Regions from separate parts of the Mus musculus genome. Here region 2 is linked to region 1. The links are chromatin contacts, found by POLR2A ChIA-PET in ENCODE. All regions are on one chromosome and are shown on one strand. Each heading gives the region's core, a stretch centred on a gene start or an enhancer-like site at or near the end of the contact. The rest is flanking DNA. Distances are from core to core; before and after follow the strand shown. Region 1 overlaps Gm40798 (a long non-coding RNA gene). Region 2 holds the start of Cdk4 (cyclin-dependent kinase 4).

Region 1 (4,293 bases), core at 531-3,030:
AGCAGCTGTAATAAGAAAAACAAAAGGAGATGTAAACGGGGCAGACAACAAAATGTCATGGCAGAAAGGGGATGTAAACAGAGCCCTTGCCTCAGAACCAACAGTATTTACAGAGTTCATGATGTCATCGTGATGATGTCATAAAGGGGACGGCCACAGCGGAAAGGAGCCAGCAGAAACCCTCTACCAAAACAAGAAGGGAACAAATTACAGAGATGACTCCCGAATGCCAGTATATATATATATATATATATATATTATTCAGAAACAGAGAAGGAAACAGCAGAAACAGCTAAGAGATGAGAGAGAGGGTGGTCCCCAGGGACTAGGCTCAGGGTTAGGAGAGAAGCCAGGGGGATTTCTGATCCTGTCATAAGCCTTTTGGCACTATTTGATGTTTAAGCTGTGCGCGTGCTATTTTGATAAGATAAATATTAATTTTTGTAAAGCAGCTAGAGCGCTAACATCACTCCCTGCCATATGCCTGCAGAACTCAGTGGACTGGCAAGGGTAAGGGGTTACACACACACACACACACACACACACACACACACACACACACACACGCTATCCTCCAGGGTGAGCACTATTCAACTTATCCCTCGGTCGCCAATGCAGTTTCGACATTCCCTCCTGTTCAGCTGCAGCCATCGGCTGAATTTACTCAAGTTCCCATGCCTCTGGGCTTGGAGCTCTGAGTCTACCTTCCCCTACTCTACTCTCAGTCCAGCTGCTGGACTCTGCTTTCTCTTTCATGCCTCAGGGAATATTTCCTTCCTGACCTTCGCCTTTTCTCTCCCTGCCTACACCTGTAGCCCTTAGGACACTGGGTTGTAATTGCCCTCAATTTCCATCTGCCACTGAACGCTGTATGTAAGGGCAAGATCTCTTGGAGGCCTGGTGCACGGTGAAGTCCCGGATGGATGCACGTGTCATTTTTACTAATAAACGTTCGAATGAGTGAACGAATGATTCTCGAAGAAATGACTTCCCTCTCATCGTAGATATCGAGAGTGCTGGTCTCCGCACAGCATCCCACTGTCTTCCTTCCTCCCTCCCTGTCTACCTTCCTTTTTTCCTTCCTTCCTTCCTTCCTTCCTTCCTTCCTTCCTTCCTTCCTTCCTTCCTTCTTTCCTTCCTTCCCGAGAATATTGCACTCCTGAGGCAAGTTGGCAGTAAGCTGTGTTCAAGTCCCAAGCCAGCCATTCCTGTCTAGCCATCCAACCCTGCACGGAAGCCAGGCCCCCTTCCTGTGACCTAGGTCAACTCCAGAGCAGGTTTTTTTTTTTTTTTTTTTTTTAATGTTTACACTAAATCAAAGTTAGTTGCTTGGAGTCTCTGTCTACCCATTTTGGAAGGAAACCGAATGAGCCTCTCAGTTCCTGGTCCCCTGTCCCAAAAGACAGTTTTCAGAGGCCTCCAACCAGGCTTAACAGAGGGTACCGATTTAGAATTTGCTTGACGAGGATAATCTTGGCCTTCACTAAGTATCTGGCTTTAACCAGTCTTCTCACTCCCCTGCACATTTTGCCAAGGGAGTCCAGTCCTTCCAGTAGGCGTGCCCTCCTGACTCCCACCCAGGTCTAGGAATGGGAAAGGTACACGGACCACCGCTGGGGTACAGATGATTAGCGAACAGCAAACACGCAGCAGGCTCAAGGAGGGTAAAAACCCAATTTGCCCCGGTAGGCCGGCCAGAGGTCAAACCAAAGCTGGCCTTTGGGAGGTCGGGGGAGGAGGGGCCAAAATCTGCATCACCATAGGGTGTCGAGGCTGCCTGCTAGGTCAGGGGCTTCCTGCATTCCCACCCCTACTGCACCACGTGACCTCAAAGAGCCGCCTAAGCTTTGGAATTCAGCGACAGCCAGGGAGCAGCCTGGAGGGAGGGAGAGGCGCGCCTGCTTGGAAGGGAGGCGGGTGGGGCACAGAAGGGGCCCCAGCTATCCTTTCCCTACTCCTAGCCAAGAGCAGCTAGCTATGCAGAGGGAGGTTTGGTTTGGTCCGGGGAACCTGTAAATACTGGACTCCAGGAAACTTGATCTGCTCCTGTGGCTTCCTTATTTAGGACCAGGCTAGGTCCCCAATTGCTGGGGCCTAGCTCAATGTGATCTCCCAGAACCTGGGAGGGAAGGAGCCGCTTTGGTGGGTGCAGATCAGTGGAGGGAACTTGGGTTTACCACTCCCCCACCCCCACCCCCACCCCCACCCCACAGCAGTCCAGCTTTTAGCTCACACTACTCCCTCTGTCCCCATACCGAACGTAGTGTGTTAGGATGGTATGTCTGCCCTGCCCTGCACCTTTTCTGGATGCTTGGGCAAAGTTGTCAGTTGGCTTGAATCTAGATGGAAATTCTGGGGCCTAGGTGGCTAGCAGGGTGTTGACGTGCTCAGCTATGGGGTTCTGGGGTCTTCTTGTCCTGGGTGGGAAAATAGCCGCCCTGATTCAGTGCCCAGAGCAAGGGGGCAGTGGTGCCAGTCTGAGAGGGAGCATAGAAAACAAGACAGCCCCTGGGCACAGGCTGCTGTGGGCCCTCACCTGTCACACAGGGACCTGGGAGGATTTGAGGAAGAGTTGCCATCTGAACCTTAATCTAAGGCGAGGCAGTACCACAAAGAGAGGGACATCCAGGCAGACAGGAATCCCTGTACTCAAGTGTGGAGGCACAGGTCCTCGGGGTTCTTCCTCACCGTTGCAAACTGCAGGGGGTGGGGGTGGGGGTGGAGTGAAGCCAGATGTGGGGACCTTGAGCTTCCTCGTGGAAGCCTTGGGCCAGCTGCTGCATCATTCCACTCCACGTAGACGGTATCAGATTTGCATGTAGGAGCAAGGATGGACTTGGGACTTGGATGAGGCACCTGCTGACAGAACAGCTCCGTGACTGGGAAGGGAAGGGAGGAGCCACTAGTGTTCAGGACTTACTATAGGTGTGAGTGGGGAGGACTTGGGGAGGACGGTGACTTCAGGTCTCTGGTGTGAGGGGCCTGGGCTGATGAGTGACTTTACTAGAGGTGATTCAGGCCTCATACTTCACCTCTTTTCTTACTGAATCTTTACAACCAGCCCCAGGAGGGGAGCGGGGCTGTTATCTTTACTGGAATATGAAGATTGAGTCAGGAGGCAAGTAAGGGTGGGGGACTGGGTGACAGCCCCCAGCAGCTTGCAGACTTCATCATCCAAAATCTGAAGCCCGCCACCCCCCATCTCCCCCCCCCCCCCCCCGTGGGCAGTTTCCCAGTCGGCACTACAGAGAAGCCAAGCTCCCTACACCAGCTCATCCATTCACCCCAGCGTCTGATGCTCCCAACCTCAGTCCCTGTCACTGGTTTCCCTCCCTGCCTCATGACAGGACACACAGTGCCGTGTAGCCCTGGTGCTGAGAACTCACCAACGGTACAAAATGGAACGAGGACTTGGGAACAACCAGATGACAACTGAAAACTCCAGACTAGACTGTTTTTGTTGTTAAAATACTAACAACAGCCAGTCCTGGCGACACACTTTTAACCCCGGAACTAGGAGGCAGAGGCGGGTAGATCTCTGTAGTTGAACCAATTTAAACTTATCCCTGTCTAGCTTACAAATGAATAAAACTCAGACTATGGTTATTTTGTTTGGCTTTGACAGTTACTGGGGGTCACCCCTAATTTATTTTTCTAACTGCTGGTCTGGCTACCTCCTCAGCGGTGTACCCCCAGATACTCCCTGTTTCTCCTGGCCATGTGCTCATGGCCCATCTCCTCTGGAGATAGCTTCCTTCTCTCTCCCACTCCTCCTCCTTCTCCTCTTCCTGTTCTCCCACCCCCCCCCTCCTCTCTGCTTTCCCCAACAAGGTAACTCAAAACCTGTCCACCTCTAATCCCTCCAGTAATTGGCTGTACCATTTTTATTCAACCAATAGTTTTAAATTAAAGACACGGTTGGGCTGATGAGATGGCTCAGCAGGTAAGAGCGCCCAACTGCTCTTCCAAAGGTCCTGAGTTCAAATCACAACCATCCCTAATGAGATCTGACTCCCTCTTCTGGTGTGTCTGAAGACAGCTACAGTGTACTTATAATAAATAAATAAATCTAAAAAAAAAAAAAAAAGACACAGTTTGTACAACAAAAGCTGGTAAATGCGAGAATTTACTGATAGGCAAGAAGACCTTCCGATACAGAACTCAGCATTACAACACAGCCACAGAACAAACCTCAACAGATCTCTGTGAGGTTAAGGTCAGTCAGGCTACAGTAAGACTCTGTCTCAAAAACCAAACAATACATTAATAAAATAATAACAAAGACAGGACTAG
Region 2 (4,293 bases), core at 894-3,393, 91 kb after region 1:
GCATCGAGGCAGCAGCAGGAGATGTGTCTGATGCACACCTTCTGTGGTGTGGTGCTTGACTGTGATTTACATGAATCCTCAATTTACATTCACATTCTCATATACATTCCCTCCCCCAACCCCCTCTCAGTCAAGGTTTCAACTTGTAGTCCTGGCTAGCTGGGAATTCACTAAGTAAACTAGGCTGGCATGAACTCACAGAAATCCACCTGCTTCTGCCCCAGTCCTCTGGGATTAAAAGCATGTGCCACCATAACCCATCACTGTTACGTTGTCGACCAGAAAAGTAAGAAGTTAGAATGGAATACACAGCAAAACAGGTAATAAAATAGTTTTAGCCTGGGTGTGGTGGCTCAGGTCTAGAACCCAAGCATGTGGACATTGCAGAGTCTGAGGCCAGCCTGGGCTACCTGGCAAGAAAGATCCAGTCTCAAAGAAAGAAAAGACAGAGAAAGGAAAAGAGAGAAAGAAAAGAAAAAAAAAGTGGTGCATACCTTTAACCTTAGTTCTTGGGAGATGGAGCAGGAGGATCAAGTATTTGAGGCTAGCTACGTGTCCATTTCAAGACCAACCTGGGCTATATGAGACCTTGTTCCATTAAAACAAAACAAATATCCACAATAAAATAAATCAGAGCCAAAATCGTTGCTCATGCCTATAAAAACAGCATTTAGGGGCTTTAGCACAAAAATTGCAATTAATTTGAGACCAGCCTCAACTCTAGTGTCTCAAATATGATTTTAGAATTTAGGGTTCAGGAATATAGCTCAGTGACTGAACCCATGCTTACTGCATATAAAAACACTAACTCCAAGCCGGGTGTGGTGGCACACGCCTTTAATCCCAGCACTCAGGAGGCAGAGGCAGGCAGATTTCCAAGTTCGAGGCCAGCCTAGTCTACAGAGTGAGTTCCAGGACAGCCAGGGCTACACAGAGAAACCCTGTCTCGAAAATCCAAAAAACCAACCAAACAAACAAACAAAAAAACACTAACTCCAATCCCCAGCACCCCCACCCCAAATCAATTTAAAATAGCTCTAGATTTTAGGCAATTTTTCACAAATGGGAACATGGTCCTTCATCCCATATCCCTAAGAGGTGGGAGACAATAAAGGAGTTGGAGCAGACGAAATCGTCACACAGATCTACCTCTGTCTAACTAGATTTCTGTAGGCAGACCATTTAGGAAACGCTGATCAGATCAAGAATATGTTCTAAGCTGGACTGGGGAAAAAATAGGAACATGACCCCAACGAGGAGTTGCAGGTTTGCAAAAGGACACGTCATCTTCCAGCAATGTGGTGGTGACTGACCCTGGACATGCTTACCCTGTCATCTGTTTATGCAATCACATATATATGTAGCAATCTTAGTGTAAAGACTCTTGTAAAATCAAGAACCCCTATTTTCAATCACTTCTTGCTGCTTTTAATATTCCTGGGGAGGTTTACAGGTTGGGAAGAGGGAGGGCATTAAATTGCTGCCCCCCCATACCCATACAGTGGCTTATTATATTTCCTTCTGTCCATCTTTTAATCCTAGTTTCCTCCTCAGATAGAAATTATTTATTCCCTGTTTTATAAGACCACAATTACCTATACTAGTTATCTTTATCATCACTTCAAAGGGCGAGTGACTGAGACACCAAAACAAAAACATCGCATACCAACTGGAAGGAAGCACTTAGTAAAATTGTGTTGAATGAATGAGTAAAAGAAAGACACAAATACGAATGTTTCCCCATGGCGGTGGAGTGGAAATGTTACAGCACCATTTCTGGCACCAGGATCTCCCACTAACACCTCGACCTCCCGCCCACTCAGAGACCCATAGTGAGACTGAAGATGCGCTCTGGCTCGGCCTTGAGCCCAGAGTTGAGAGCTGGTTGGCCCGGTTGCCATGACACCGCCTTGTGCTCCACCCTCTCTCGCCCCCACACACCCCCTCGGCAGTCAGGGTATGGCAGCCAGTCACGTGCCACACAGCGTAACCACACCTCTGCTTCCCAGCGCAAAGTCAAGGGGTCACGTGGGATAGCAACAGGTCACGTGGCCGTCAGGGCCCCGCCCCCTTCCCCACCACACCCCTCCCATCAAAGCAGCCCGGGTTGCCCACTGCGCAAGGGTGAAGATCACGTGTCCAGAACGTCCGGCGCCCGCCCCGCCCCCCGGGTTTCCGCGCGCCTCTCTGGCAGCTGGTCACATGGTGAGGGTGGGGGTGAGGGGGCCTCTCTAGCTCGCGGCCTGTGTCTATGGTCTGGCCCGAAGCGTCCAGCTGCCCGGGACCGATCCCCGGTGTATGGCGCCGCAGGAACCGGCTCCCGGGCCCAGATAAAGGGCCACCTCCAGAGCTCTTAGCCGAGCGTAAGGTGAGTGCAGTCTCATCCAGGATCGGGGGACCAGTCCCCGCCACCACCAGCACCCTCCAGCTCCCCACGCGTGCGCGTCGCTGGCTGATTATGGAAGGTGGCCCAATGGCGGGAAGTGGGGCCTTTGTGGTCGCGGGCAAGGGTGTGATTTTGGAGAGTGAAGTGCAGAATCTTCGGTGCAAACCCTGTGCACTGTGTGATCCTCTTTGTGCCTAGTGCGATGTCCTCCGAAAGGAAAGAAAGCATTCTTTTTCTTCCTCCGGGACAAAACGTGGCCGGAGGAGGAGGGTTTGATGGGAGTCTTTGTGTTACCTAAGGCGCGGGCCCTGGAAGTGTGGAGGGGTGGGATGTTGCTGATCGCGTTGGCGAGGTCTTGTGCAGGAGTTCCTTTGTTACCGCCGGGTCATCCCCCTCCTAACCGTGAGAGTGAGTTTGGTATTAGAAGCCTCTGTGATTGTAGATCCCCTGCTTCGAGAATGGCTGCCACTCGATATGAACCCGTGGCTGAAATTGGTGTCGGTGCCTATGGGACGGTGTACAAAGCCCGAGATCCCCACAGTGGCCACTTTGTGGCCCTCAAGAGTGTGAGAGTTCCTAATGGAGGAGCAGCTGGAGGGGGCCTTCCCGTCAGCACAGTTCGTGAGGTGGCCTTGTTAAGGAGGCTGGAGGCCTTTGAACATCCCAATGTTGTACGGTGAGAAGGTTGGATTGGGAGTGGGGCGGAGAGGACAATAGGACCCGTAAGGCAGGAGTGGGACCCTAGAACGCCAGAGGCCACGTTGAGACAAAGGGGACGACTAGCTGGTGATCATTTGTTCTTCTCAGGCTGATGGATGTCTGTGCTACTTCCCGAACTGATCGGGACATCAAGGTCACCCTAGTGTTTGAGCATATAGACCAGGACCTGAGGACATACCTGGACAAAGCACCTCCACCGGGCCTGCCGGTTGAGACCATTAAGGTGAGTAGGGGTGGGGCTGGGGGCGAGGGTGGACCGATCTTTGCAATAGAAGTTGTTGGGATTTTGAAGTGATACATAGTTTCCGGTGTTCTGTGCTTTCTTCTTGAAAAACAGGATCTAATGCGTCAGTTTCTAAGCGGCCTGGATTTTCTTCATGCAAACTGCATTGTTCACCGGGACCTGAAGCCAGAGAACATTCTAGTGACAAGTAATGGGACCGTCAAGCTGGCTGACTTTGGCCTAGCTAGAATCTACAGCTACCAGATGGCCCTCACGCCTGTGGTCAGTAAAAGGCGTTAGCCGACTAGGTTGTGATAGGGGTAGCTCTTGGTGGTTTCCCATAGCAACTGAGGAGTCTTGTACATGAAGTTTTCAGAGCCAGGCAGGTCTGGTTCGTGAGGTCGACACTCACTCATTTCTACTATTCTCTTCAGGTGGTTACGCTCTGGTACCGAGCTCCTGAAGTTCTTCTGCAGTCTACATACGCAACACCCGTGGACATGTGGAGCGTTGGCTGTATCTTTGCAGAGATGTTCCGTCGGAAGTATGGGACTAGAAACTTTTTGTTGTTAATGGTACAGGGTTAGTCCTGGCCGTAGATCAGGTTGGCCTTGAACTCACAGAGCCCTGGGATTAAAGGCATGCGTTACCACCGCCCGTATGGGACTTGAAGCTCTTAACCTACCTTCAGTTGCACATAGCTTTGGCTGCTTGTCTTACTGTGCTAGAGGTTGAAATCAGAACTCACACACACTCAGTAAATGCTTCCGTGCCACTGAACTTCACACTCCGTCGGCCCCCAAGTCTTTTACAGACATGCCTGTTCTTGACCATTCGCTTTTGTGCATGTATGGTACGGGACATCCAGCCTACCCAGTTCATACTGACCACCTTGCCTAGAACCAAGAAACCATATAGGCATGCCCTGGATTTAGGATCTTCCCGTTCCTCGTCTCCACACTCT

Evidence for each region. ChIA-PET counts read pairs that join two places held with the same protein, here RNA polymerase II (POLR2A).
Region 2: POLR2A ChIA-PET joins it to region 1 with 15 read pairs in embryonic stem cell. The contact joins the promoter of Cdk4 here to the enhancer-like site in region 1. POLR2A ChIA-PET finds 5 or more read pairs at or near these places in 4 of 5 experiments (Patski and embryonic stem cell).

What each region holds. Positions count from the first base shown.
Region 1 is chr10:126,970,336-126,974,628 of GRCm38, forward strand. It overlaps Gm40798 (a long non-coding RNA gene), which reads right to left. Exons shown (of 2, transcript XR_872169.3): 2 at 4,109-4,293. Among named protein-coding and RNA genes, the nearest start is that of Gm40798, 5.0 kb to the right of the region's middle. Within about 2 kb of position 1,781, at least 1 of the 3 ENCODE cell types and tissues checked has a DNase peak (open chromatin) inside an H3K27ac peak, as active enhancers do.
Region 2 is chr10:127,061,392-127,065,684 of GRCm38, forward strand. It overlaps Cdk4 (cyclin-dependent kinase 4), which reads left to right and starts at 2,144. Exons shown (of 8, transcript NM_009870.4): 1 at 2,144-2,368; 2 at 2,829-3,062; 3 at 3,194-3,329; 4 at 3,444-3,611; 5 at 3,764-3,873. The coding sequence starts at 2,845.